Regions from separate parts of the Homo sapiens genome. Here region 1 is linked to region 2. A link is a loop called in an ENCODE intact Hi-C map of the cell type or tissue named here. Cell type or tissue: HepG2. All regions are shown on one strand. Each heading gives the region's core, and the rest is flanking DNA. Links, peaks and the distances in the headings are about the cores only. Region 1 overlaps LOC105369657 (a long non-coding RNA gene). Region 2 holds the start of LINC02617 (long intergenic non-protein coding RNA 2617).

What was found. Hi-C counts contacts between places; a loop is a spot of excess contacts. Peaks named below come from ENCODE experiments on the same cell type or tissue, not always from the same donor. Only the 100,000 strongest peaks of a DNase experiment are listed, where the experiment ranks them.
Region 1: it touches region 2 in a loop (17-fold over the local background); 21 of 110 quality-filtered maps call a loop at or near these places.

Annotation. Positions count from the first base shown.
Region 1 is chr12:10,492,651-10,508,565 of GRCh38, reverse strand. It overlaps LOC105369657 (a long non-coding RNA gene), which reads left to right. Exons shown (of 6, transcript XR_931355.4): 4 at 7,965-8,162; 5 at 8,338-8,442; 6 at 8,605-12,588. It overlaps EIF2S3B (eukaryotic translation initiation factor 2 subunit gamma B), which reads right to left and starts at 2,676. Exons shown (of 1, transcript NM_001357734.3): 1 at 41-2,676. The coding sequence starts at 2,663. The coding sequence ends at 1,245. In HepG2, for the core only: a CTCF peak has its summit at 7,363; no DNase peak of the experiment used is centred there; H3K27me3 peaks cover 235 bases.
Region 2 is chr12:10,324,278-10,340,192 of GRCh38, reverse strand. KLRD1 (killer cell lectin like receptor D1) reads right to left here. Exons shown (of 6, transcript NM_002262.5): 6 at 10,585-15,915. It overlaps LINC02617 (long intergenic non-protein coding RNA 2617), which reads left to right and starts at 1,901. Exons shown (of 3, transcript NR_159946.1): 1 at 1,901-2,148; 2 at 3,884-4,081; 3 at 7,130-7,333. RefSeq lists enhancers at 1,007-1,586, 1,587-2,165. In HepG2, for the core only: a CTCF peak has its summit at 8,356 (motif pointing left); a DNase peak (open chromatin) is centred at 8,352.

The sequences.
Region 1 (15,915 bases), core at 3,370-11,369, 170 kb before region 2:
TAGAAAATATATTTTCTTTTTTTTTTTTTTTTTTTTTTTTGCTTTCTAACATCTTTTACTTATTGACCTTTTGAAACATCCAAAAATTAGTAATATTATAATCTGTGTCACAATCATATAACAGTTAAGAAAAAACATAAAATGAAGGCCTAGAAGGATCTTTGTTACTCATCTAGAATTATTTGGTATAACAGTATTTTCCAATGGAGGAAGACTATTGGATTTCAGGCATAAAACAATGCAGAAAAACATCTCAAGGCATCACAGGGAGAGGGAGATAACTTCTGACTCTAGTTTCCCGTATTTCAGGCCAGGAAGAGCAAGGGGAGAAAATTATTTGCCCATGGGAACAAGTAATCATGCTCTAAAGGACAATTTCATTCGAACCCATTCGTGCATCCTTTTCATGCAATTCGAACCCATTCATTGCATCCTTTTCATGCAAAATTTCAAAGATAAAGCAACATAAAATATGGGGCCAAAGAAAAGGGAGAAGGTCTTCAAGGATAATTTGTGCCTTTAAGTTTTTACTGGTACAACAGTCCTTCAGCCTGGAGGTACTCAAAGACGAATCATGAAAAACAAAAAAAAACTTTATTTCGAACAGTTTCAGTGATATATGTGTGTGCTACAGCAAAGGCTGGTTGTGGCAAAGTTTCATTTCAAACTGCATGATGTGGGCTAGGCAAGGTGGCTCACGCCTGTAATCCCGGCACTTTGTGAGGCCGAGGTGGGCTGATCACCCTGAGGTCAGGAGAGACTGGCCTGGCCAACATGCCGAAACCCCGTCTCTACTAATACAAAAATTAGCCCCGTGTGGTGGCACACACCTGTAATCTCAGCTACTTGGGGGGCTGAGGCAGGAGAATCGCTTGAACCTGGGAGGCAGAGATTGCAGATCATGCCACTACATGCCAGCCTAGGTGACAAAGCCAGACTCAAAAACAAAACAAAATAAAACAAACAAAAAAACTGCATAATGTATAATTTTGACATTATGTGGGAATGCTTAACTTCTGCCAAAATGTAGATTCAATCCAACATTATGCCAATTTTTATACTAATTGTAGTCCCTAAGTTTTCATAACCAAAAAAAAAAAGAGAGAATAACCTTACCGTTACCTACTAAGGTAACAAACTGTGAAATCAATTCCCCAATATCGCTTTGAAAATAAACCCCTTGGTTGTTAAAGAGAAATTGCAACTTCCAGCTCCATCCGAATGTATTATTTAACCGGTATTCTTCAGTCATCATCTACTGTTGGCTTGATTGTCACTCCTCTTCTTATCTGACCCCAACCAATTAAACGCCAGTGTTTTTCAACTCTTCGGCTAAGGGCAATTTTTTCTCCTACCTCTGTGCACACTGGATTGGTCAAAACAATTTTGCCCAAATCGGCCTTGACAGCACTAACTCTCCCTCCTGTCGACAGGGATCCTATGTTCACCATGAGCACTTCATTCTTAGACAGCTTTTGAACCTTTGCTGCTTTCTTGTCTCCTTCAGTGCGTACACCTAGAAGCCGTCTAAGCAGGAAATAGGAAATTTCCAATTCTGTGAATATCTCAGGTAAAGCTCCGACTGCACCAAGTATTTGCCCCACCATTCTGTCAGCCCGGCACAAAGTGGGGTCAATTTTTGTTCCAACTCCAATAAGACCGCCTGGAGCAGCATATTGCAGATCATTATGCTCCGCAAAAAGTGAAACAATTTTGGAAAAGATTGATTTACACATGAGTTTTCCTTCACTATCTTTGGAAACAATACCAGGTCTTACTTCTGTCTCCTGGCCCACCTTTAATACTCCTTTTAGGATACTACCACCAGCTACACCTCCCTTAAGGTCATCAACTTCACAGCCAGGTTTGTTGACATCAAAAGATCTAATAACAATAAGCCGGGGCTCTGAAGTAAAGTCTCTTGGGGGTACTGGAATTTTCTTTACTATGTACTCACAAACAACTTCAATATTGTATTTCAGCTGAGCCGAAATTGGAATAATGGGAGCTCCCTCTGCTACTGTACCTTGGACAAACGCAAGGATCTGCTCGTATTGTTCTTTAGCCTGCCTTTCTTTTACCAAATCAATTTTATTTTGTAGAATCAAAATATGCTTCAGTTTCATGATCTCTATAGCAGCCAGGTGTTCAGATGTCTGAGGCTGAGGGCAAGATTCATTACCAGCTATCAACAGAAGAGCTGCATCCATCACTGCTGCACCGTTCAGCATAGTAGCCATCAAAATATCGTGGCCAGGACAGTCAACAAAGGAAACATGTCTGACTAATCTGAAGTTCCCTTTGGTTCCTGGAATGTCTGTAGGAAACTCATCAGGCATACTGCTCCCACAAGATCGATAACATTCTGGCCGAGGGCAACTTGGGTCATCAAGTTGATAAATCTTAGCATTAGCATATCCAAGCTTGATTGTAATATTTCTTTCTAGTTCATTTTTGAACCTGACGGTGTGAACTCCAGAAATAGCTTTGACGACTGTGGATTTCCCATGAGCTACATGACCAATTGTACCTATATTAATTGTGGCTTGTCTGCTGATAACTTCGTGTGAAAGTGGCGTCAACTTGGTAACATCCAAGGTGGTGAGATCCTGACGCGAAAGGTGCGGCTGCCCCAGAGTCACCCCAGCTTCTCCGCCCGCCATGTTGCCAAAAGAGGAAGAAAGTCACCCCGGCTGCCGCCTGATCGTCTGCAGGGGTCCTAGTGCGGGGCGGGGATGCGGAGGCCGGAAGGTCGACTAGGGTCTCAGGATGGCCGGTGCAGCAGCGGCCTCAGTGCTTGGACTTCTCTCTGCTTGAATCTGCACAGTGCCTGTCGGTAGGCTTACTGGAAAACACGGTGCAAAGTTGCTGGAGCTATTCGTCGCAGACTTGGTAGATATTTGTGCAGGCAATACTGAGGGCAGCCACCCAAACCCCCGCCCCCTGGGCCCATGCGAGGCGGGTCGAAAATATATTTTCAGTTGACCACAGATAAATACTTAAAAAATTAATGGACCATTGTAATCTATTTATATGAAAATGGATCTTGTATATACAGCCTGCTATTACATTTCTAAGAAGACACAAAACCAGCAACACACTGAATAATTCTACACTAAATATTTTTCTTCTTTAAGAAGATTAATTATTAATATATTTATTTTTTGTTCGAAACAAATAGCTATGTCGTGGTTTATATTATAATTTTCATTTCTTCAAATTATGTTGGAGTGATGACCATTAATAGATGCTATATTGGAGATTTATTACAATAGCTTTATTGAGGTATAGTTTATATACAAAAAAACTGTGCATTTTTAACGTATACAATTTGATGAGTTTGGACATATGCATACATTCGTAATACCATCACCCAATGAAGATAGTAGGCATGTTTATCATCTACAAAGTTTTTCTTGAGTACCTTTATTTTGGGAGCAGAGGGCAAGTAAGACACTTGACATGAGATCTACCCTCCTAGCAGATTTTAAAGTGATCAACGTATTGTTGCTAACTATACGTACTATGTGGTACAGTATATCTCTAGAACTTATTCGTCTTTCGTAACTGAAACTTAACCAATTGAAAGTGAGTCCCTGGTAACCACCATTCTCTGTTCCTATGAATTTGACTACTTTAGATAACTCATATAGTATAATCATAAAGCATTTGTTCTTCTGTGACTGGCTTATTTTATTTAGCTTAATGTCCTCAAGGGTCATTCATGTTGTCATGAATGGCAGAATATTCTTTCTTTAAGGCTGAAGAATATTCCATCATATGTACATACTACATTTTCTTTATCTGTTCATCTGTCAGTGTACATTTAGGTTGTTTAAATATTATTTATTCTTGATAATCCTACCATTGATGTGGGAGTGCAGATATCTCTTCAAGATACTAATTTTAATTCTTTTGGATATACTGTATACCCAGAAGTGATATTATTGGGTTATATGGGTAGTTTTACTCTTAATTTTTGAGGAAGCTCTATACACCTTTTTCATAGTGCATTCTTATCAACAATGTGCTAGGGTTCCAATTTCTTCACATTCTTACCAACATATATATATATATATATATATATATATATATATATATATATATATCTTCATATATATGTATATGGATATATTCGTTTTAAGGAAGAGGGTAATAAATGAAAGTGAGAGGATGGCTCATCTCCTTCTTCTGGGTATATATGAATGAATATATGGATATGTGAATGTATCCATATATATATATATATATATATATATGTAAAATAGTCATCCTAACAGGTGTTAGGTAGCATCTTAGAATATTTCCCTAATGATTAGTGATGTTGAGCATTTTTTTATATACCCACTGGCCACATGCATGTCTTTTGTGGAGAAATGTCTATTCAAGTCCTTCATCCATTTTTTAAAATTGGGCTATTTTTTGTTTTTGGTATTAAGTTGTAGAGGTTCCTTATATATTCTGGACATTAATACCTTAACAGATATGTTATTTGCAATGTTTTCTCAAATCTATAGGTTGCCTTTCACTCTGCTGTTTCCTTTGCTGTGCAGAACATTTTTAGTTTGATGTAGTCCCACTTTATATAATTTTGCTTTGGTTACTTATGCTTTTATGAAAATTTAATGTAATCAAATACATCTATAGATTCAAGGCAATTCTGTTCAAAATCACAATTGCACTTTTTTTTACAAAAATAGAAAAATATTCATTAAACTCATGTAGAACCACAAAAGACACTGAATAGCCAAAGCAATCTCCAGGAAGAAGAACAAGGTTAAACAAGGTTAAAGGCATCATACACCCTGAATTCAAAACTATTACAAAGCTACAGTAGTACTGGCATAATAACAGACATACAGATCAAGGGATCTTTGAGAAATGCAAATCAAAACCACAATGAGATACTGTCTCTCACCAGTCACTATGGTGATTCAAATTTGGCATTTTGATTAAAATGTGAAAGAATAAGAGATGCTGGTGAGGTTGCCAAGAAAAGGGACACTGATACACTGTTGGTGGAAATGTAAATTAGTTAAGACACTGTGGAAACCAGTTTGGAGATTTCTCAACGAACTTAAAAACACAACTACCATTCAGCCCAGTTATCCCATTACTGGGTATATACCCAAAGGAAAATAAATCATTCTACTAAAATACACTGGAATTTGTATGTTTATCACAGCATTATTCACAATAGTAAAGATATGGAATCAACCTAGGTGCCCATCAAAAGTGGATTGGATAAAGAAAATGTGGTACACATACACTCATGGAATACTATGAAGCCATAATAAAGAATAAAATGATGTCCTTCACAGCAACATGGATGCAGCTGGAGGCCATTATCCTAATCAAATTAACACAGGAACAGAACACCAAATACTTACATGTTCTCACTTATGAGTGGGAGCTGGACATTGAGTACACATGGACATAAAGATGAGAACAATAGACACTTGCAACTCCAAAAGGGGGGATGAAAGGAGGAGTGTAGGGGTTGAAACCCACCTATTGGGTACTATGCTCACTATGTGGTGATGGGGTCAAATGAAAACTAAACCTTGGCATCACGCAATATATTTATGTAAAAAATCTGCACATGTACCTCTTGATTCTAAAATAAAAATAAAAGATTGAGATAAAAAGAGATAAAGTGTATTTAGTACAGTCTATTAGGACATTCCTAGATTTAAATTGTTTCTATATAATATTTCTTATATGTAAACTGTTCCTCTATGTTTTCTTCTAGGAGTTTAAAAGTTTTAGTTCTTACATTTAAATCTTCAGTTGATTTTGATTTGATTTTGTGCCTGGTGTATGATGAATCCAACATCTACATATGGATATTCAGTTTTCCCAACATGATTTGCCAAAGAGACTGTCATTTCATGGCATCCTTATATTAATATAAAAATTAGTTTACCATGTGGGTTTATTTTGGTGTTTTCTATTCTGTTCCATTGGTCTATATGTCTGGTTTTCTTTTAATCAGTACCATGCTGTTTTGGTTATTGTAACCATGTACTATAGTTTTAAGCTAGGTAATGTGAAGCCTCCAGCTTTTTTGTTTGTTTGTTTGACATTTGGGCTCTTTTTTGGTTCCACATGAATTTTATAATAGTTTTTTTTCAGTTCTGTGAAGAAAGACATTGGTAATTTGATAGGAATTGCACTGAGTCTGTAGATTGTTCTGAATAGTATGGACATTTTAACAGTATTTAATTTTTCCAATCCTTGAGCATAGAATATTTTTACTTTTGTTTGTGTCATCTATTGTTTCTTTTGGCAATGTTTTATAGTTCTTCTTGAAGAGAGCTTTCCTGTCTGGTTAGATGAATCTCAAGTTATTTTATTATTTCTGTGGTTATTGTAAGTGAGATTGCATTCTCGATTTTTTTGTCAGCTTGAACATTATTGGTGCATAGAAATGCCACTGATTTTTGTATCTCAAAACTTTACCGAAGTCATTTACTGGATCTAGGAGTCTTTTGAAAGAATCTTTAGAATTTTCTAGTGTGGAATCATACTCTCAACCACACGAATTTACAACCAAAATCTACCAGATGTATAAAAATGTACTGGTTCACTAGGCTGTAGAAATACAAAATATTGATAATATTATGTCTTTTTTCTTGTGGTTTATTCATGAAAACTAGGCCAAGAATAAGAAAAATCAAGGCGGGGATAGTTATTCCCTTTATAATTTCAGAAACAAGTAGACAGCAGAGAATTCTGCTGAAACCTAGGTACCCACTGAAATAAAACTATACAGAAAGAGCTAATGGTAGTTGCTTAAATTTAAATTCTCCTACAATAGCCTTAAAATATATATATATATTACATGCAAAAATAAAAATGAAAGCAGACAAATGTATGTCTTTAGCATGACTAGGGGTCAGAAAATACTAAAACTTCAAATTATTGTAAATTAAAAAAAAAAAAACTTACAGTGTTATTCCTAGATCCCATCTCTATCCTCTCATGGTGCCCTAGGGGTTTCAGATAAACTGGCAACTACCTCAGAAAGAGCAAGACCACACTAATTGTGAAAATTTAAAAAGGAATTCCAAAAGGATCAGATTGGTGGGCAGAAGGAAAGTGTGTTTTGGACTTGAAGAGTTAGTCTTGGAAAACGAAACTTCTGAGAAGAGGGTAAAACATAAGAAAGGAAAAAGCACATTTAAAATCTGCTCAGTAAATGAGGGAAAAAAGCAAGTGCGTGTATGTGTTGAAGAGAGGTGTTAGGATAGACAAAATGACATTCAAAAGACAAAACAAAAGAAACTTCTCTCCCCCAAATCATTCATTTAAGAGAATACATTGCAATATTTTGACAGAAGAGGACACTCTTGACATAGGAATCCAATACAGTGCTCCAACTATCATTCCAGTCCACAAAAAGCATTTTTAGTCTATTAATATATGAAGATACTATGGAAAGAACACAGAAAATGAGAATTAAAACATTCAAACTGATTTTTTAAATGCCCCATGAAGAACAATCATGAAACACAGAAAAATACGATGCAGCACTTCAAACTGATTTAAATATCCTAAAAACAAATAAAAATTGAACTAGTATACCAAAAATTCACAAGTTAAAAACCAAACTGTATAAAGCAGGAAGAAATGCAACAGTTCTTTTATTTTCCCATTTTCACTCACCTATTGTTATCGGGACTTTTTTTCATCTAAATTACAGACTTTATAACTAAAAGCTTCTTCCTAGGAAGATCCTATATTTTAGAAACTTTCAGTATCGATTTTCCTTATATAAATCTTTATCAAATTCACTTATCAAGCTAATTTTTCTCTGGAATCGTACAATGATAAATTATTTCCTGCCTCAGTAAATTTTTACTTCCCGGATTTTAATTATTTCTGTCATATGAAATGATGTATCTGAGTCCTGTAACCACTAAATCCTTTCTAATTTATTTTCTTTATATACATTTTCACAGAAACCCTGGAATCTGGATAACCTGTTGTGTAATTTACGCTAGAATAACCTTTTATAAAGTGTTTTAAGCACTATTTATCTGACAATTATAAGACAAGACTCAGAAAAAAATGGATCAATGAAACAGAAAATGTCCCAAATGAGATGGTCAAAATAATCTATGACTTGGAAAATAAAAGCAGGAACTAAGACTGTGGCCGTGAGTGTTTGAGGAACTAAATTCCTAGTGTTTAAGTCCTGAAAGAATAAAGTTTCAGCTAATATGCGTTCTGTTCCTATTGCTTTGATAATTAATCGTGGCATTTTCATTTTTTTAGATGACTGTAATTCTCTGACTTTGCTTTAAAAAATTAATTCTCTCAATTTAATCACAGCTTATTCGAAAGAGATGACATGTGTATAGATCTGTGGTTTCTGTCACAAGAAAATCACTTCTTAGGAGAATTTTCTATACATAACCAGTTTTAGAAATGCAAAAGGTAATTTTAATTTATTTTTGTTTTATTTTCCTATAATATTGATTATAAAAGATAGGAAAAATTAATATAAAGAAAATGACTGATTTTTAAAAATGTATCTTTGTGCATATCCTAAAAAACCCTGATCTCTACATAAACATATCTATTATTATTTTTCTTCAGAATTTCAGAAGTAACAAAAGAGAAGAAAATTTTACGGAAATCTGGATTTCCATCTCATTAAAATAGACTGAGGAGGGATTTGGAATGTAGACACTTTATCTTATTTCCTTATCTTATTCTATTCATGTTAATATCTGTAACTAAAATAATCTTTCTTTGACTAGCTGGTTTATGCTATTTTTAGAACATAATGCTATATATTCTGTTGGAGTGGTTATTTAGTAGAATATTTTGATATAAAACCATAATCCAAACATGTGACAACTAAAATTGTTTGAAAGGACTTCTTAAAAGTATAAATGGAATAGCTTACAACTGATGCATGCTTTTGTAAAAAAAAAAAAAAAAAAAGTTGTTAAATCAATTAAATACCAAAGAAAAACTGATATTGGAAACATTAGTTAAACCATAATGGAAAAATTTCCAAGTTTTTAGATTTTTGTCTGAGTTTACTCCTTAATACCTACAGAGTTTGGGGTTAGGTTTATTAGTTTGAGGTGTCAGTTTGGTTTCATTTTGGTTTGAAAGAAGAAACAGAAATTAAGAGAGGGATTTTGAAAAAGAAAGAAGTCATGGAAAGTGTGAGGCACAAACTATGCTAACAAAATTCAGTCAACCCTTTTGCTAAGAACATAACTATATCTCTCATCAGTCAGAATGGCAGTTATTAAAATGTCAAAAAATAAAAGATGCTCTTGAGGTTTCAGAGAAAAGTGAACACTTATACACTATTGGTAGAAATGAAAATTAATTCAGGCACTGTGGAAAGCAGTTTAGAGATTTTTCAAAGAACCTGAAGCAGATCTATCATTTGACCAGCAATCCCATTACAGGGTATATAACCAAAGGAAAATCAGTTGTTCCACCAAAAAGACGTATGTATGTTTATGTCCCTCATGGTGCTATTCATAACAACAAAGACAGAATCAATGTAGGTGCCCATTAATGGTGGATTGAATAAAGAAAATGTGGTATGCGTACACCATGGAATACTATGCATACATAAAGATAAATAAAATCATGTTTTTTGTGGCGGTATGTATGCAGCTGGATGCCAAAATCTTAAGTGAATTAATGCAGAAACAGAATCTCAAACACTGCATATTCTCACTTATAAGTGGGAGTTAGACATTTGGTACACAAATATATAAACCTGGAAAAACAGACATTAGCGACTGTTAGGGGATGGGAGAGAGGCTGGCGTGGTACCCAAAACTACCTGTTGGGTACTATGGTTACTACTTGGGTGATGGGATCATCTTTATCCCAAACCTTAGTATTACACATATACCCATGTCACACACTGTCATGTGCCCTCTGAATCCAAAATAAAAGTTGAAAAAAACGAATTAACAAAATCAAACATATTAGATTTTAATTTTTATATATTACATGCCTTTCACAAAGACTTCTATTTTTCTTCATGCTGCTTAAAAGTTATGGCTGTAAGAAAAGTTAAAAAAAAGAAATACCTATATTGTATCTTAAATATCATTTTGTGCTTTTCTACCTGTGGTGCAGAATGAATAGATGCTCTGGGAAATGACATCAATTCTATATCATTTATTTATTCACTGAACTCACATTTATTGGGTTAACATATGTGGCCAGTTGCTGTGATAGCCCCAGGGTTATAAAGGTTAAGTAAGCATGGTCCATTAAGGTACTTACAATACATAGGGGAGCAAGTCACAGAAGTCAGAGTTCCAGCACAAAGCTAGGTGTAAGCCTGGACTGTGATAGGAGTATGTAAGATGGACCTTATCCAAAATGTTAGGCTGCCCAGTGTTTGCACATTTGAAAGTCGTTTTCTGGGATATTTAATATTGAGTCAAATAAAAAAATGAAAAGAATATTTTGTACAAGACAGCACATTCAAAGATATACTATTTTCTGGTCAACATTTTTTTTATGCTCCAGAAAGCTACAACAACAGATATTTCTTGGCTCCCAGGGGCTATGATGAATTTCAAAAGGAGGTGGTGTAACTTCTATGCTCAGAAAGCACTTACAAGTTAACTATGAGCAATAAAGTTGAAGGTATATAAAAACTTAGAATAACAATAGTAAGTAGAAAAATGACTGTGTATGAGTGGTTGAGTGTGTGCAATGGATGTTTCTGCTCACCCCTGTAGAGATACAGCAAACCCCAGTGCTGCCAAGGCTGTGGTGGAACCTCTGTGGCTTCTAGGGGAGGTGTGTAGTTCAGCCCATGACGTCGATATGGTTCAGGGTGCTATTTACTGGCTATTTGGCTGGAACAATCTCCTGAATTTTATGTGAACTGCTTAGTGGAAAGTTTTAAAATCAAGCAATATCTGTAAATATATTTCTTGGCAAGAGAAATAGTATGAAAAGGATAAAGTGGGAAACTTTTCTGGGCAGTGAGGTGAATAAAACACTGGTAGAGAAAATGAGACTGATCTAAAGATATTGACAAATATATTAGAAAAGAGGAAAAGAGAAGATTAAGTTCTCATACTTGCCAGCAAACAAAATTTGATCATTCATACATTATGTGAAGAGAAGTCTGAAAGTTTAGGAATTGTGTTGATACAGCTTGCACTAAAATTCAATCAGCTTTTTATTAGAAATGATATTAACACACGTAAGTTCATAGCTTACTACTGATTACAGTAAGTTCATAGCTTACTATTGATTACATTTACAAGAACAATAATACAAACAGAATTCGTTGATGTAAAATAAATTTGCTAGCAAAAAATTTAAATCTATAATTGTGAGTCAATGACTGGAAATGACTTTACAAATCTATTACAAATATTAAATATTTTGTTACACTGAAGAAATATGTTTCCTAAAAAAGCATTTCATTAAACATATGAGGTCTGATTATGCACACATTGTGGAATTTCATGTGTACAAAATTGTATGTTTCCACACTGGTTTAGGAAATAATATTAAAAAATTTTTTAATTGAAAGAATAATTTGTTTTTCCTTTTTTTCTCCTTGAAAGTTATCTGTTTAAAAAGTAATTTATCTTAATATTTCAGTTATAGAACCAAAGAATTATGCTTTACAGACTTGAAATTTCCTCTGCACAGTGGTGCGATTTCTGGGGAATTGATGTATAAAAAATACTATTTACTAGACATTGTATGAAATAGCATGTTTAATGTTTAGTTGTATGTCTTTGCTTTCCATTTTCGATAAGTAGATTTGTCGAAATTCCTCTAGCCCGAAAGAAGTGAGTGTCTTTGGTGTGTCAGTCACAAAATCAACTATCCACTCATTGAGAAAGAAAAGGAGAAATACTAGGTTAAATTTCGAAAAGCCATGGCTGGTAAGGTGTTTTTAAATATGTGGCTTAAAATTCTAGAAAATCCTGAGCCAGGATTGCAGAAATTGGCATTTTGATTCTGAGGTGTGTACAAACTTGAGAAGTTTGAAGAAAACCTTTGGAATTTTAAAGGAATAGTAATAACTTTAAATCTTTGATTGTGTCAGTGACACAGTCAATTTTGCAAAGATGTAAAAACATAATAAAAGAACGGGTATGTCTTTATAAATTCATAATAAAATTGCAAAGCATCCTATTCTCCCCTAGAAAAAAGGGTAAATTTTTGCTTAGCTTTGAATTATATTGTCAGAACCCAGTAAAGCGAAAAATTTCATTCAGAAAACACCATTCAATTTGAGCTCTGTTGATAATTCAATTAGATTTAGTCTCATTGTTAGGATATTTACTTACTCGATGGTGCTTATTTGAATGGGGAAAATTTTATTTATGGAAATACATTTTATTATAGGACTTAGAATGTATAGACATAATACAAATTATATTAATCTGCATGCTGATATTCCAAAGAGCTTTTGGGGAATTTTCTGTTTGCTATTTTCCTTCAGGAAATATTTCAGGAATCTTAGCCAGGTTTAAATTGCTATATCTGTGAAAATAATGTGAACGTTGATATACATATTTAATTTAATTTATAATGATGTATTTAATAAAGATTCTAACTCAGAAGATTTCTTTTTTTCTGAGACAGACTTAGGAAACAAGTCTGTCTTCTTTAAAAGCAGAGCTTCTGAAGAGAATAGATCCCAGACTAAATTCAATACGATTTTCAAATGTTTACCCAGAGACATAAAGAATTAATTCTGTTTTTGTCAGACTCAGCCTACTAATGTGTTTTATATATGGCAGCGTAGGTCCTAAACCTATCTTTCAAGCAGTTGATATTGTCAAATCTTTTTCCTTTCTAGAAGGTTTAAAAATAAGAAAGCTATTATTCTATTCCTTCTGCTATCAAAATTCAACAGTGAGATGTTACTGTCAGCAACCCAGAATTAAGTATTGAATATTGGATGTTGAGAATTATCCAGAATGGGATACGGTAGACAGTGGACAGTCTTGTCTTTGAAGGGTTATTTTAATATTCCCTTCATATATTTGGGTGCTCTAATATATGTTTATAATTGTTATGTCCTCCTGGTTATCTGATCCTTTATCATTATAACTTAACATTTATTTTATCTGATGTAAATACGGCCACCCCTTTTTCTTTTGGTTCCCATTTGCATGGAATTTCTTTTTCAGTCCTTTCATTTTCAGACTGTGCGTGCCCTTACATCAAAAGTGTTTCTGTTATAGACAGAATACAGTTAGATCTGGCTTTTTACTCATTCAGCCACACTGGGTCTTTTTATTGAATAATTTAATCCACTTATACTTAATTAATTACATGAAAGGATTTACTATTGCCATTTTCTTCAGCGCTTCTTGTATTTCTTGTAGTCATTTTGTTTCCTTTTTCCTCTGTTTCCCTTTTTTTGGGGGGTGCTGGGGACAGGGTCTCACTCTGTCACCCAGGCTGTAGGGCAATTCTGGGTTGAAAATTCTTTTCTTTAAGAATGTTGAATATTGACCCCCCCACTCTCTTCTGGCTTATAGGGTTTCTGCAGAGGGATCCTCGGCCTTTGTGGATGACCTGACCTTTCTCTCTGGCTGCCCTTAACCTTTTTTCCTTCATTTTGACCTTGGAGAATCTGATGATTATGTGTCTTGGGGTGGACCTTCTTGTGGGATATCTTTGTGGCGTTCTCTGCATTTTCTGCATTTGAAGACTGTCCTGTCCTGCTAGGTTGGGGAAGTTCTCCTGGATAATATCCTGAAGTGTGTTCTCCAGCTTGTTTCCATTCTCCCCGTCTCCTTCTGGTACTCCAATCAATCGTAGGTTTAGTCTTTTTACCTAGTCCCATTTTTCTTGGAGGCTTTGTTTTTTTTCATTCTTATTTCTTTAATCTTGTCTGCATGCCTTATTTCAGCAAGGTGGTCTTTAAACTCTGATATCCTTTCTTCTGCTTGGTCAATTTGGGTGTTGATACTTGTGTATGCTTCACGAAGTTTTTGTGCTGTGTTTTTCTGTTCCGTAAGGTCATGCGTGTTCCTCTCTAAACTGGTTATTCTAGTTAGCAGCTCCTCTAACCTTTTATCAAGGTTCTTGGCTTCTTTGCATTTAGTTATAACATGCTCCTTTAGCTCAGCAGAGTTTTTTATTACCCATCTTCTGAAACCTACTTCTGTCAATTCGTCCATTTCATCCTCTATCCGGTTATGTGCCCTTGCTAGAGAAGCACTGCCATCATTTGGAGGAGAAGAGGCACTCTGGCATTTTTGGTTTTCAGCGTTGTTTTGTTGATTTTTTTCTCATCTTCACGAGTTTATCCAGTTTTGATCTTTGAAGCTGCTGACCCTTGGATGGGGTTTTTGTGGGGATTTTTGTTGTTGTTGTTGATTCTATTGTTGTTGCTTTCTGTTTGTTTGCTTTTCTTTCAATGGTCAGCTCCCTCTTCTGTAGGGTTGCTGCATTTTGCTGGGGGTTCACTTCAGGCCTGTTCAACTGGTTCACTCCCTCGCCTGGAGATGTCACTCAAGGTGGCTGGAGAACAGCAAAGATGAGTGCCTGCTCCTTCCTGTGGGATCTCTGACCTCAAGAGACACCAACCTGACACCAGTAGGATCACTCCTGTATAGGGTGTCTGACAACCCCTGCTGGAGGGTCTCACCCAGTTGCGTGGCACAGGGAACAGGACCCATTTAACGAAGCACTCTGACAGTCCCTTAGTGGAGGGATGTGCTTCGCTGAGAGGAAACCCACTCATCTGGACTGCCTCGTTTCCTCAGAACTACCAGGAGGAAAGGTAGGTACAGTATTCCTGGTTAGCATTTTTTCCCAGCACTTTGAATATCTTATCCCACTTAATTCTGGTGTGCTATGTTCCTGCTAATAAATCTGCCGATAATCTTATGGAAACTTTCTTATACATGATTAGTTGCTTTTCCTTTGCTGTTTTCAAGATTCTTTGTCTTTGACTTTTGACAGGGTATAATGAGTCTCAGTGTCAATGTTTATTGTTCATCCTAGCTGGAGTCCTTTGTGTTTCTACAGTTTAATGTCCAATTACGTGGATTTAGGAAGTTTTCTCATATTATTCTTTGAATAAGCTCTCTGGAAAAGTTTGTTTTAAAACATCAAGAGAGGCCGGGCGCGGTGGCTCACGCTTGTAATCCCAGCACTTTGGGAGGCTGAGGCAGGTGGATCACGAGATCAGGAGATGGAGACCATCCTGGTTAACACGGTGAAACCCCGTCTCTACTAAAAATACAAAAAATTAGCTGGGCGTGGTGGCGGGCGCCTGTAGTCCCAGCTACTGGGGAGGCTGAGGCAGGAGAATGGTGTGAACCCGGGAGGCGGAGCTTGCAGTGAGCCGAGATCGCGCCACTGCACTCCAGCCTGGACGACAGAGCGAGACTCCGCCTCAAAACAAACAAACAAACAAACAAACAAAAAATCAAGAGAACTGTGTTCTTTAAAGATTTGGAAGAGTTAACCAGTAAAATCATTTGAACCTACTGTTTCCTTTGTTGCAAAATAATTAACAAAAATTTAACTTTAATTGATGCAGTTCAATGTAGGGCTTCTAATTCCTGTATAGGCATCTTTAGTTGTATTTTTCAAGGAATCGATTTTAATCTAAGTCAATACATTTATTGGCATTTGTTCATAAGTCACTCATTCTCCATTTAATATCTGTAAGATTTTTGCAAATGTTCCCCACACCTTTTCATTCAGATAATGATAATTTTTGTCTTGTCTCTTTTTTTCTGTTAACTCTAGTTATTTCAAACTTACTGATCTATTCAAAGACTGGCTTTCACAGTAATCAATTTTATCTATTAAGTTCTTATTTCATACTTTTCTGCTGTATTATTATTTCTTTCCTTTTGCTCATTTGGGGTTAACTTATTTTTCACTTGGTAGTACGTTAGGGTAAAGCTTAAGTCA
Region 2 (15,915 bases), core at 4,049-12,048:
AAGTACTTATAATTTGTGCACTTTATTTGTGTTATCTCTCAAGTTTAAAAAATGAGGAAATTCGTAAGAGGGGAAGAGTTGATAGTCCTGATGTGTATGAATTGACTTCTAAGCTCTAATTAGAATAAAAAGCAGTTCCATAAATTTAAAAATGGCAGAAATGGTATACTATTTAGGAGCATGTAGATGTAGCAGGATTTTATTTTGGAAGAATAAACTTACACTTATTTGTGTGTGTTTTCCTTATGCCTCTATGCTTCCAATACATTGCTGTTCACTCAGCTAGATTATTCCATGTTAATTTTCTAATTTCATAGTAAAAGCATAAAAGAAAAAGAAAAAAGAAAAAGGTCTCTACTCAGAGAAATATCATGCCACAAACAAAAAGGATTTTTTTAAAGAAAATCTTGTATATAAAAGTGGTCTTCCCCTTCCCAAAGACTAGAAATAAATTCCCAGGAATGCAGGCAAGGGTCAGGGAGGAAGTATCGAGAAAAAGAGAGAAATCAGAAAGGCCTCTGTTAAGTATGACTAATAGGAAGGGGCCAAGCTGGCCGGGCGTGGTGGCTCATGCTTGTAATTCCAGCACTTTGGGAAGCCAAGGCGGGTGGATCACTTGAGATCAAGAGCCTGGCCAACATGATAAAACCCCATCTCTAATAAAAATACAAAAATTAGGTGGCCATGATGGCACTTGCCTGTAATCCCACCTACTCAGGAGGCTGAGGCTTGAGAATCTCTTGAACCCGAGGTCGGAGGTTGCAGTGAGCTGAGATCGTGCCACTGCACTCCAGCCTGGGTAGCAGAGCAAGCAAGCAAGCAGCCTGGGTGTCAAAAAAAAAAAAAAAAGAAGGAAGGGGCCAAACCATGAAAAAAAAAAGCTGCTCTGCCTTGGGCCACCACTAACCTCTACTCAAGCCAGCATCTTCTGCTATCAGTGCCCTGAAGTGATGTGAGAGCTGAAGGGGCAACAGGAACCTCCAAAGAAGCACAGCTCAGGCTCTAGTTGAGTGAGAAAAACGTGCTCCTTCTTAGGGGAAGGCAGCTTCTGATGTGGACTTCCTTTTGACAGCAGACACCACCATCCTATTTGAGACCATCTGGATCACCACTCCCCATACAACTGTTCATAAGACCGCAAAAAGGCAAATGGATCTCTGGACATCTGATAGGGTGGTGATGTGAAATGGATCACCCTCACCTTTACCTATACTTTGGTGTGGTCAAATATAGAATGAGAACTCTGGTTCTATCACAGAAAACCTCTGGAGCAAATGAAATCTCAAGAGAGAAGGATGGGGAGATGGGACAGGTGGGACAGATTTTGATGATAAGTTCTTTAGTATTTAGGGATATATTTTAATGTTAAGCATTATAAGTACCTCATTTTTATAAGGAGTGTATTTTAAAATTTAAAGTATATTGCTCTGGAAACAGTTAAGCCAAAACTTTGCATATATGCGAGAAATATAGTGCATAAACATGCTAAGTCAGTGTTCAAACATTTTGGCTGATATTTTCTAATTTGCATCTTTCATCATATAACTTGTGTCAGGCCTCTGAGCCTAAGCCAAGCCATCGCATCCCCTGTGACTTGCACATATACGCCCAGATGGCCTGAAGCAACTGAAGAATCACAAAAGAAGTGAATATGCCCTGCCCCACCTTAACTGATGACATTCCACCACAAAAGAAGTGTAAATGGCCGGTCCTTGCCTTAACTGATGACATTACCTTGTGAAAGTCCTTTTCCTGGCTCATCTTGGCTCAAAAATCACCCCCACTGAGCACCTTGCGACCCCCCCACTCCTGCCCGCCAGAGAACAAACCCCCTTTGACTGCAATTTTCCTTTACCTACCCAAATCCTATAAAACGGCCCCACCCTTATCTCCCTTTCCTGACTCTTTTCGGACTCAGCCCGCCTGCACCCAGGTGAAATAAACAGCCATGTTGCTCACACAAAGCCTGTTTGGTGGTCTCTTCATACAGACGCGCATGAAATTTGGTGCCGTGACTCGGATCGGGGGACCTCCCTTGGGAGATCAATCCCCTGTACTCCTGTTCTTTGCTCCGTGAGAAAGATCCACCTATGACCTCAGGTCCTCAGACCGACCAGCCCAAGGAACATCTCACCAATTTTAAATCAGGTAAGTGTCCTCTTCTTACTCTCTTCTCCAACCTCTCTCACTGTCCCTCAACCACTTTCTCCTTTCCACTCTTCAATCTCTCCCTTTTCTTAATTTCTATTCCTTTCATTTTCTGGGAAAGACAAAGGAGACACATTTTATCCATGGACCCAAAACTCCTGCGCCGGTCACGGACTGGGAAGGCAGCCTTCCCTTGGTGTTTAATCATTGCAGGGACACCTCTCTGATTATACACTCACGTTTCAAGGGTGTCAGACCACACAGGGACACCTGCCTTGGTCCTTCACCCTTAGCAGCAAGTCCCGCTTTTCTGGGGAAGGGGCAAGTACCCCAACCCCTTCTCTCCTTGTCTCTACCCCTTCTCTGCTTTTCTGGGACAGGGGCAAGTACCCCTCAACCCCTTCTCCTTCACCCTTAGCGGCAAGTCCCGCTTTTCTATGGGGTAAGAACCCCCAATCCCTTATTTCCGTGCCCCAACCTCTTATATCTCTGCACCCCAATCCCTTATTTCCGCACCCCAACCTCTTATCTCTGTGCCCCAACCCCTTTTCCCACTTTTCTGGAAGGTAAGAACCCCCGAACCCCTTCCCTCCATTTCTCTACTCTCTCTTTTCTCTAGGCTTGCTTCCTTCACTATGGGCAACCTTCCACCCTCCATTCCTCCTTCTACTCCCTTGGCCTGTGTTCTCAAAAACTTAAAACCTCTTCAACTCACACCTGACCTAAAACCTAAATGCCTTATTTTCTTCTGCAATGCCGCTTGACCCCAATACAAACTCGACAGTAGTTCCAAATAGCCAGAAAATGGCACTTTGAATTTTTCCATCCTGCAAAATCTAAATAATTCTTGTCGTAAAATAGGCAAACGGTCTGAGATGCCTGACATCCAGGCATTCTTTTACACATCAGTCCCTCCCTAGTCTCTGTGCCCAGTGCAACTCGTCCCAAATCTTCCTTCTTTCCCTCCCGCCTGTCCCGTCAGTACCAACCCCAAGCGTCGCTGAGTCTTTCTAATCTTCCTTTTCTACAGACCCATCTGACCTCTCCCCTCCTCCCCAGGCTGCTCCTCGCCAGGCTGAGCTAGGTCCCAATTCTTCCTCAGCCTCTGCTCCTCCACCCTATAATCCTTTTATCACCTCCCCTCCTCACACCTGGTCCGGCTTACAGTTTCTTTCCTTGACTAGCCCTCCCCCACCTGCCCAGCAATTTACTCTTAAAAAGGTTCCTGGAGCTAAAGACATAATCAAGGTTAACGCTCCTTTTTCTTTCTCCCAAATCAGAAGTGTTTAGGCTCTTTTTCATCAAATATAAAAATCCAGCCCAGTTCATGGCTCGTTCGGCAGCAACCCTGGGACACTTTACAGCCCTAGACCCTAAAAGGTCAAAAGGCCGTCTTATTCTCAATATACATTTTATTACCCAATCTGCTCCTGACATTAAATAAAACTCCAAAAATTGGAATCTGGCCCTCAAACCCCACAACAGGACTTCATTAACCTCACCTTCAAGGTGTACAATAACAGAAAAAAGTTGCAATTCTTTGCCTCCACTGTGAGACAAACCCCAGCCACATCTCCAGCACACAAGAACTTCCAAACGTCTGAAACGCAGCAGCCAGGCATTCCTCCAGAACCTCCTCCCCCAGGAGCTTGCTACACATGCTGGAAATCTGGCCACTGGGCCAAGGAATGCCTGCAGCCTGGGATTCCTCCTAAGCCACGTCCCATCTGTGTAGGACACCACTGAAAATCGGACTGTTCAACTCACCTGGCAGCCACTCCCAGAGCCCCTGGAACTCTGGCCCAAGGCTCTCTGACTGACTCCTTCCCAGATTTTCTCAGCTTAGCAGCTGAAGACTGACGCTGCCGGATCGCCTCGGAAGCCCCCTAGACCATCACGGACGCCGAGCTTCCGGTAACTCTCACAGTGGAAGGTAAGCCCGTCCCCTTCTTAATCAATACAGAGGTTACCCACTCCACATTACCTTCTTTTCAAGGGCCTGTTTCCCTTGCCTCCATAACTGTTGTAAGTACTGATGGCCAGGCTTCTAAACCTCTTAAAACTCCCCAACTCTGGTGCCAACTTAGACAATACTCTTTCAAGCACTCCTTTTTAGTTATCCCCACCTGCCCAGTTCCCTTATTAGGCTGAGACACTTTAACTAAATTATCTGCTTCCCTGACTACTCCTGGATTACAGCTATATCTCATTGCCGCCCTTCTTCCCAATCCAAAGCCTCCTTTGCGTCCTCCTCTTGTATCCCCCCACCTTAACCCACAAGTATAAGATACCTCTACTCCCTCCTTGGTGACCGATCATGCACCCCTTACCATCTCATTAAAACCTAATCACCCTTACCCCACTCAACGCCAATATCCCATCCCGCAGCACGCTTTAAAAAGATTAAAGCCTGTTATCACTCGCCTGCTACAGCATAGCCTTTTAAAGCCTATAAACTCTCCTTACAATTCCCCCATTTTACCTGTCCTAAAACCAGACAAGCCTTACAAGTTAGTTCAGGATCTGCGCCTTAGCAACCAAATTGTTTTGCCTATCCACCCTGCAGTGCCCAACCCGTACACTCTTTTGTCCTCAATACCTTCCTCCACAACTCACTGTTCCGTGCTTGATCTTAAAGATGCTTTTTTCACTATTCCCCTGCACCTCTCGTCCCAGCCTCTCTTCGCTTTCACTTAGACTGACCCTGACACCCATTAGGCTCAGCAAATTACCTAGGCTGTACTGCTGCAAGGCTTAGTAGACAGCCCCCATTACTTCAGTCAAGCCCAAATTTCATCCTCATCTGTTACCTATCTCGGCATAATTCTCATAAAAACACACGTGCTCTCCCAGCTGATTGTGTCCCATTAATCTCCCAAACTTCAATCCCTTACAAAACAACTCCTTTCCTTCCTAGGCATAGTTAGTGAGGTCAGAATTCTTACACAAGAGCCAGGACCACACCCTGTAGCCTTTCTGTGCAAACAACTTGACCTTACTGTTTTAGCCTAGCCCTCATGTCTGCATGCAGCGGCTGCCGCTGCTTTAATACTTTTAGAGGCCCTCAAAATCACAAACTATGCTCAACTCACTCTCTACAGTTCTCATAACTTCCAAAATCTATTTTCTTCCTCATACCTGACGCATATACTTTCTGCTCCCCGGCTCCTTCAGCTGTACTCACTCTTTGTTGAGTCTCCCACAATTACCGTTGTTCCTGGCCCAGACTTCAATCCAGCCTCCCACATTATTCCTGAGACCACACCTGACCCCCATGACTGTATCTCTCTGATCCACCTGACATTCACCCCATTTCCCCAAATTTCCTTCTTTCCCGTTCCTCACCCTGATCACGCTTGATTTATTGATGGCAGTTCCACCAGGCCTAATCGCCACACACCAGCGAAGGCAGGTTATACTATAGTACAAGCCACTAGCCCGCCTCTTAGAACCTCTCATTTCCTTTCCATCGTGGAAATCTATCCTCAAGGAAATAACTTCTCAGTGTTCCATCTGCTATTCTACTACTCCTCAGGGATTATTCAGGCCCCCCCCCCCTTCCCTATACATCAAGCTTGAGGATTTACCCCCACCCAGGACTCGCAAATTAACTTTACTCAACATGCCCTGAGTAAGATAACTAAAATGCCTCTTAGTCTAGGTAGATACTTTCACTGGATAGGTAGAGGCCTTTCCTACAGGGTCTGAGAAGGCCACCGCAGTCATTTCTTCCCTTCTGTCAGACATAATTCCTCAGTTTAGCCTTCCCACCTCAATACAGTCTGATAACAGACGAGCCTTTATTAGTCAAATCAGCCAAGCAGTTTTTCAGGCTGTTAGTATTCAGTGAAACCTTTATATCACTTATATTACCAACTTAAAAAGGACTGGACAATACTTTAACCACTTTCCCTTCTCAGAATTCAGGCCTGTCCTCAGAATGCTACAAGGTACAACCCATTTAAGCTCCTGTATAGACGCTCCTTTTTATTAGGCCCCAGTCTCATTCCAGACACTAGACCAACTTAGACTGTGCCCCAAAAAACTTGTCATCCCTACTATCTTCTGTCTAGTCATACTCCTATTCACCGTTCTCAACTACTCATACATGCCCTGCTCTTGTTTACACTGCTGGTTTGCACTGTTTCTCCAAGCCATCACAGCTGATATCTCCTGGTGCTATCCCCAAACTGCCACTCTTAACTCTTGAAGTAAATAAATAATCTTTGCTGGCAGGACTATTCTGAATCTCCTTAGGCACTCTCTAATCGGATATCCTGAGTCGTCCCAATTCTTAGATCTTTTATACCTGTTTTTCTCCTTCTGTTATTCCATTTAGTTTCTCAATTCATCCAAAACCGTATTTAGGCCATCACCAATCATTCTATACGACAAATGTTTCTTCTAACATCCCCACAATATCACCCCTTACCACAAGACCTCCCTTCAGCTTAATCTCTCCCACTCTAGGTTCCCACGCCACCCCTAATCCCACTTGAAGCAGCCCTGAGAAACATCGCCCATTCTCTCTCCATACCAACCCCCAAAAATTTTCACTGCCCCAACACTTCAACACTATTTTGTTTTATTTTTCTATTAATATAAGAAGGCAGGAATGTCAGGCCTCTGAGCCCAAGCCAAGCCATCGCATCCCCTGTGACTTGCACATGTACGCCTAGATGGCCTGAAGTAACTGAAGAATCACAAAAGAAGTGAATATGCCCTGCCCCACCTTAACTGATGACATTCCACCACAAAAGAAGTGTAAATGGCTGGTCCTTGCCTTAACTGATGACATTACCTTGTGAAAGTCCTTTTCCTGGCTCATCCTGGCTCAAAAAGCACCCCCACTGAACACCTTGCAACCCCCCCACTCCTGCCCGCCAGAGAACAAACCCCCTTTGACTGTAATTTTCCTTTACCTACCCAAATCCTATAAAACGGCCCCACCCTTATCTCCCTTTGCTGACTCTCTTTTCAGACTCAGCCCGCCTGCACCCAGGTGAAATAAACGGCCATGTTGCTCACACAAAGCCTGTTTGGTGGTCTCTTCACACGGACGCGTGTGAAATTTGGTGCCAAAACCCGGGTACATCTTCCTGAATCAGGCTTCTGAGAACTGTTCCACTTTGCAGTCCTGTTGGATCTATATCTTGAGAAATAAATTAAAGAGCTTTTCCCTCCACAGTGACTCTTCGTATATTTGTAAACAAGTTTGGTTTTATTTGTTTTAATCATTTTGATTGAAATGTAGAACTAGAAACAAAATGATGGTGTCAAAAATAGTTTATTAGTTGTTAAGTTTTTAGGGAGTCAAAAGTTATATATGGATTGTCAACTGCAGAGGAGGTCAGTGGTCCTAATGCCCACATTGTTCAAGGTTGACTGTATGTGTGTAGACGTATATTTTTTTCTAGTTAAGGAGATAGCCATACAGTTTTACTTTTCTCATGAGCTTTATTTGTTCAATTTTTGTGAATGTTTCAGGTGCATTTGGAAAAAAATATATTTTATATTATCAGTGCATAGTGATCAATATGTATTCAAAATATCTGCTATACTATCTTATTTAGATCTTCCGGAAAATAACTTATTTTTGCCCACACTTTCTGCCTTATATTGAGAGTGGTATATTAAAATCACCCTGTATTAATATGTTATGGTCTTTTTTTTTCTTGCATCTCTTGTAATTTGTATTTTATATAAATAATCAGTGTATTAATTACTACATAAATTCTTAACTATGTACTCTTCATTGCAGTATGTAGATTTTAATATTATACAACATCTTTCTTTGCCTCATTTAGTTCTGTTTTTATGTCTACTTCTTTGGCATCAGAATTGCAACCCCTTTCTTATTGCTAACATTCATCTTGTAAATCTTTGTTCATTATTTTACTGTGGTATACTATTACCTCTCACAGTTCAACTCCTGTTTCATACCAACCTTATTATTTTTTTGGCATTTGTGGTCTTGTTTTTATGATTGCGTTAGAATGTCTAATTCAATTTGCAGTGTTTATTACACTTTTCATCTGCTTAGTGGTTGTTTCCTTTTTTGAGTGAGTGATTTTTCAAAAGAAAAATATTTTTATTTACATTATCTGAAGTTTTAAAGAGGTTTCACATAAATATGGTCTGTTTTTTCCTATTCCTGTTTCGTGGACAAGGAACCTAGTTAGAGAGCTCCCTCTTCTGTCAGTTCTGTCCTATTCAGCATAGTGTCCTCTATGGGTGGTGGTGATGATGGGATTGGGAAGGGCAAATGATAGTCATGTCTTTTTTCTCTTTCCTTTCTGCAGGATTCTTAAGTCCCTCACATTACTTATTTGCTTTGATAGTCACATTTCTAAGGAGTGTCACTCCTTTATTTTCTGCTTCTCTCCAAGAAACCATTGTTTTCCTTTCCAAGTTTTCCACTTCTGGTCTTCAGTTTCAAGCCTTTTCCCAGTACTATGAACTACCAAGTCCAAAATTGTGTTAAGTATTCTGGCATTGATTGTTGAAGTTTTATCTTTCAGGGTTTATTGTATCTGTGATTCATTTATGTCCTCTAGTCTTCTCTTCTGAGTATGTTAAAGACTAATCTCCCTATCCTGCACCGCAGGTATTCAGTGGTAGGCAGGAGCGAGTGTTCTTTTGCAATATTTTTTCTCTATTTATAGGTAATTTGAAGGTTGTGGTACTCTATGTGTCCTAGAGATGTTGAAAGGATAAGGTATTATGTGGTTTTATTTGCTTTTCTTATTAATTTTATGAGTTTGGGGGAGAGATAGGAGATATCTGGGATTAGACAACCATCTCTGCAACGTGAGAAACTGAGGATTTAGCTACTGTTATTTGTTAAAGTGCCCTTTCTCTTAAATCCTTACTCTGAAATCTATTTCATACTTCAAACCTGTCAAAGGTTGTATGGAAGACTTATTATAAGCTCTCAATAAATAAAAATTCTAAAATGTTAACCTCAGGTGACTGTGTTCTTAATGTACAGGCTTACTTTCTTGTAGCCTGTCTGTGTAATTTATTTAGTATTTTAACAAACAGCTGTCACCTATGTTGGCTGAAAAAATGCAAGTCTAACCATTTTAATGTTGGAGCAATTAAAACCATGTATGAAAAAAATATTACATTGGATTTTACAACATATGTGCATCATAGCTAGAAACACTTCTAAGAATATATTTAAGAAAACCTCAGTTGGCGAGTAGAAAATATCAGAAAGCCTACTTAGTACTATATGGGATTGTGTTATCATAGCTCATACAGGATGTTTGGTGGCGTTGTGTACAGTGGTATTTGTTCTCTCCATCATGAGGTAACTCCAGCCACAATTTTTTCCATTTACGCATGGTAATGTTTTGTCCATTTAAGATGCAATTAAATTTCATTGTATTGTATTCCAGTTTAGAAATACAGCAAATGTTTTTATATATACATTAAATTTAAAATATATACATATACATACACATAAATTATAAATATGTATCTTATTTTTATATATTTAAATTATAAAATAAATGGTGGAGTAAAATTAGCAAGATGACAGAGTGGGAAGCCCTGGTCTCTTTTCTCTCTACAAATGCACCAATTCAACTAAAAATTCATAGACAAATTTTCTTTGTGGGAAATTAAGAAACTAGTTGAGATGCTCCAATGCTGTTGGTGAAACTACTCATGTTGAAGCCTTAGGGAAATCTAAGGTACACTCCTTCCCTAATTCCTGCCCCCAGCACAGTGCCAAAAAACCAGGGAGAAACTCCCCTGCTCCCAGCTTTGCTCTTGGTTAATAAATGATGGATGGCATGTCCAATTCCCCAATTTTTCCAGGGGCTACTCCTAAGACTGGCTTCTCTCTAGCCTGTCTCAGTGTACTGATAGAACCAAGCATAGCCTGGCTGCGTGGGACCAGCAAGAACATAGATGGTGGGGTGAGCTGGCAGTTTCAACCACTCCTTGGATCAAGATGGAGTGAGTGGACCAAAACCTTTAACTCTCAGCTTCTCCTTGGGGGAAAAAGTTGAACTAAACAACTGATAATCCATATTTTCTGGAGATTGCCTGAGGAGCTAGCTTTATTCCTGTTTATCTCAGAGCACTGACAGGACCTGGGATATTCTAGATGCCTGGAATCTACCAAGAAAAAAAGAAAGCCAGTTGGACTAGCATGAAGGTTGAAGAAGACTGCAAAAATCCTTCGCCAAATAATAACTAAAAGACAACAAAAAATGCCTTTACTGATATTATAAAAAATAGACTTTAAGTCAAAAATTGTCACAAGAAAAAAAGAAGGATATTACATAATGATAAAGGCGTCAATTCACATTGGAGGATACAATAATTTTAAATATATATGCACCCAACATCAGAGTATCTAAAGGTATAAAGCAAACATTGACTGAACTTAAGGGAGAAATAGATAGCAATACAATAACAGTAGGAGATTTCAGTGCTCACTTTTAATAATGGATAGAACAACCAAACATAAAGGCAACAAAGACCCAGATGACCTGATCAACACTGCAAGTCAAGTCACCTACAGACATGTGCAGAACATTCCATCCAACAGCAGCAGAGTATACATTCTTCTCAAGTGCACATGGATCATTCTGCAGGATAGATCATATGTTAGGTCATAAAAGAAGTCTTAAGAAAATTAAGAAAATTGAAGTCATATCAAGTATCTTTTACAGCATCAAGGGAATGAAACTAGAAATCAGTTGCAAAAGGAAAACTAATAAATATGTGATAATTTAACAATACATTTTTGAACAACCAATCTGCAAAGAATAAATCAAAAGGGAAATTTAAAAACACATTAGAATAAATGAAAACAAAAATAAAGTCTAACAAAACTTATGGGATGTAGTAAAAGTAGGGCTAAAAGAAAAGTTTATAGTGATGAATATCTGCATTAAGAAAAAAGAAAGGTCTCAAACAATGCACTTTATACCTTGATATGGTTTGGCTGTGTCCCCACCCAAATCTCATCTTGAATTGTAGCTCCCATAATTCCCCCATGTTGGTGGAGGGACCCAGTGGGAGATAATTGAATCATGGGGGTGGTTTCCCCCATACTGTTCTCATGGTAGTGAATCAGTCTTATGAAATCAGATGGTTTTATAAGGGGAAACCCCCTTTGGCTTGGCTTTCATTCTCTCTTGTCTGCCGCCATGTGAGACATGTGTTTTACCTTCTGCCATGATAGTGAGGCCTCCCCAGCCACGTGGAACTGTGAGTCCATTAAACCTCTTTTTCTTTACAAATTACCCAGTCTCTCAGTTAAGTCTTTATCAACAGTGTGAAAATGGACTAATACATATCCCAAGCAACTAGAAATGTAGAAAAGAACAAACAAAGTTCAAATTTAGAAGAATAAAGAAAATAATAAAGATTAGTTCAGAAATAAAATAGTGAATGGAAAGGATATATAAAAAGTAAACAAAACTAAGAGTTAGTTTTTGGAAAATATAAATAACTTGACAAACCTTTAGCTAGACTAAGAAAAAGAAGAGAGGCCTTAAATAAATGAAATCAGAAATAAGACATTGCAACTGATGCCACAGAAATATAAAAGATGGTAAGAGACAACTAAGAACAATTATAGGCCAACAAATTGGATAACCTAGAAGAAATGAAAAAATTCACAAAGACAAGGACCTACCAAGACTGAATTATGAAGAAATAGAAAATATGAGCGTATCTATAACTAGAATGAAGATTGAATCAGTAATCAAGAAACTTACAACAAAAAAATTCCCAGGACAAGATGGCTCTTCTGGTGAAGCCACCAAATATTTAAGGAGAAATTAATGGCCATCTTTCCCAAGCTATTATATAAAAATTTAAAAAGAATAAATACTTTCAAACTAATTTTATGTGGCCAGCATTACCATTACACCAAAGCTTGTCAAAGATACCACAAGAAAACTATAAGCCAATATGTCTAGTAAACGTAGATGCAAAAATCCTCAACAAAGTAGTAGCAAAATTAATTCAACAGTACACTAAAAGGAGTATATGCCATAAGCAAGTGGCATTTATCCCTGGGGTGCAAGGATAGCCTAACATACAAAATCAATTAATGTAATATACCACATTAATAGAATGAAGGATAAATGTCACCTGTGCATCTCAATAGATTCAGAAAAAAAGTTTTCACAAAATTTAATACCCATTTTATGATGATAACTCCTGCCAACCTAGAATTTGAGAAAAATATTTCAACATTTTGAAGGCCCTATATGTAAAGTGCATAGCTAATATCATGCTATGGAAAAAGCTGAACTTTTCCTCTGACATCAGAAACATGGCAAGGATGTTTGCACTTGCCATTTCTATTTAACCCTTGTCCTACTTAAAGCTCTTAGGCAAGGAAAAGAAATTAACAACATACAGATTGTAAAAGAAGAAGTACAATGGTCCCTGTTTGCCTATGGCATGCTCTAAAGAATCCACAAAAAAGCCTCCTAAAACCAAGTAAAGTTGCAGGGTACAAAATCAACATGCAAAAATCCTCCTATATTCATTTATTAAAAGACTTCATATAGTTAAAATATTTGTATTTCACAATGTGATCTGCAGATTTAGTGCAATACCTATCAAGACCTCAATGGCATTTTAGAATTAGGAAAACAATGATACTAAAATATACATGGAACCACAAAAAGCCCTGAATAGCCAAACAAATCTTGAGCAAGAAACAGAAGGCCAGAGGCCTCAAACTTCCTGATATCAAAATATATTACAAAGCTACAATAATTGAAACAATATGGCACTGGCATAAAGATGAACATATAGACCAATTAAACAGATTGGAGAACTTGGGAATAAACTTTGCAAATATGGTTAAACGGTCTTTGGGTGGCAGGACTATTTAAGGGGAAATGACAGTTTCTTCAACAAACAGTGACGGGAAAAATGAACATCCATATTGCAAAGAAATTGCTTATCTTACACCATATGCAAAAATAAATTTCAAATGGATTAAAAGCCTAAATGTAAGTACTGAAAATGTAAAGCCCTTCAAAGAAAACATAGAGGAAAACCTTTTGACATTGGTTTTGGCAATGATATCATCAATCTGACACCAAAAGCACAGGCAACAAAAGCAAGAATAGACAAGTAGGACTATAGCAAACAAACAGCTTGTTCGCATCAAAGGTGTGAAAGGAAAATATCTTGGGCCCCCAAAATCACTCAACAAAAGGGAAAATTCAAGCTGGGAACTGCTTAGGGCAAAACTGCCTCCCATTCTATTCAAAGTCATCTCTTTGCTCACTGAGATAAATACGTATCTGATTGCCTCCTTTGGAAAGGCTAATCAGAAACAAAAAGATGCAACCATTTGTCCCTTACCTGTGACCTGGGAGCCCCCCATTCTATTCAAAGTCATCTCTTTGCTCACTGAGATAAATGCATATCTGATTGCCTCCTTTGGAAAGGCTAATCAGAAACAAAAAGGTGCAACCATTTGTCTCTTACCTGTGACCTGGAAGCCCCCTCCTTGCTTCCAGTTGTTTCACTTCTGCTTTGAATTGTCCCACCTTTCTAGACCAAACCACTGTTCATTTTACATATGTTGATTGATGTCTCATGTCTCCCTAAAATGTATAAAACCAAACTGTGCCCTGACCACCTTGGGCACATGTCAGCAGGACCTCCTGAGGTGAGGCTGTGTTATGGGCATATGTTCTCAACCTTTGCAAAATAAACTTTCTAAATTAACTGAGACCTGTCTCAAATTTTCAGGGTTCACAAAGGAAATAACCAATGGAATGAAAGGATGATCTACAGAATGGGAGAAAATAATTGCAAATCATATATCAGAAAAGGAGTCAATATCCAAAACATATAAAGAACTCCTACAACTCAATATTAAAAAAAACACAAGTAACCCAATTAAAAAATGTATCAAAGACTTGAATGGTCATTTCTTCATAAAAAACATACAAAGGGTCAATGGGCATATGAAATGATGCTCAATATCACTAATCATCAGGGAAATGCAAATTATAACCACCAAATATCATCTCTCACTTATAAGGATGGCTATTATCAAACAAATGAAAGACAAGTGTTGAGAAGTACGTGGGGTAATTAGACCCCTTGAACACTTTGGTGGGAATGAAAAATTGTGCTGCTTCTGTGGAAAACAGGATGGTGATTTCTCAAAAAATTAAAAATAGAACTACCATATGATCCACCAATCCCCTTTCTGGGTAATTATGCAAAAGAATTGAAATAAGAATCTCAAAGAAATATTAGTATACTACTGTCCATTGCTATACTAGTCACAGTAGCCAATGTGTACATACACATACAATAGAATATTATCCAGCCTTAAAAATGAAATCCTGCAATATGTAACAATGTGGATGAAACTTGAGGACATTATGCTAAATGAAATAAACAAGTCACAGGATAAATACTATATGATTCCACTTACGTGAAATATCTAAAGTGGTCAAGCTTATAAAATCAGAGAATAGAATGGTGGTTGCCAGGAATGGAGAGAGGAAAAAATGGGACGTCGTTAATCAAAGGGCATAAAGCCTCAATTATGCAAGATGAATAAATTATAGAGATCTACTATACAACATTGTACCTATTGTTAATAATACTGTACTGTAGACTTGAAAATTTGTTAAGAGGATAGATCTTATGTTGTATTTACCTCAATAAAATAAAATTTTAAAAAATTAGCAAAGCATCTGCAAAGATACGTAAAAAAGATAACATGAACAACTGAGGTTTATAACTGGGAAATAAAAACTATCTGATTTCAATCGAGGCAGAATAAAACATTTAATAAAAGCATATGTCATATGTACTCCTTATAAAAATTCTCATCAGACTAGGAATAGGAGGGAACTTTCTCAACCTAGTAAAGGTCATTTATGAAAATCCTACAGCTAAAATTAAGTATAAAGGTAAAAAAAGTGAATATTCATGCTCTAAGATCAATAGCAAAACAAGGGTGTTTACTCACCACTTGTATTCAACTTTGTGTTGAATATTCTGGCCACTGTGACAAGGTGATAAAAAGAATTAAAGGCACACAGTTTTCAAAAGAAAGAGGTAAAAACTGTCTTTATTCATCTATGCAGATAACCCAATGAAATCTACAGAAATGCTGCTAGGATAAGTGAATTTAGGCAGGTTAAACAATAAAAGATACACTTAGAATCAACTGTGTAAATGAATATATATATATATATATATATATACACACACACACATATACATATATACTTACAATTTTAAAATAAAACATTTGAAATTAGAAAATAAAATGTATAATAGCTTTAAAAACAATAGACTACTTTGGGGAAATCTCATAAAAACATAAAAGGCCTGAATATTAAAAACTACAAAACATTACTGAGTATAACTTAAGTATATTGAGACAATGGACTAGGTAAAGAAAATGTGGTACATATACACCATGGAATACTATGCAGACATAAAAAAGAAAAAAATCATGTCCTTTGCAGGAACATGGATAGAACTAGAGGCCATTATCCTAAGCAAATCAATGGAAGAACAGAAAACCAAAAACCACATATTCTCCCTTATAAGTGGGAGCTAACCATGGAGTACACAGGCACACAAAAAAAGGAAACAATAGACACTGGGGCCTACTTGGGGGGGAGAGGGAGAAGGATGAGGATAGAAAAACTGCCTGTCAGGTACTATGCTGATTACCAGGATGACAAAATTATCTGTACACCAAACCACTGCAACATGCAATGTACTCATATAAGAAGC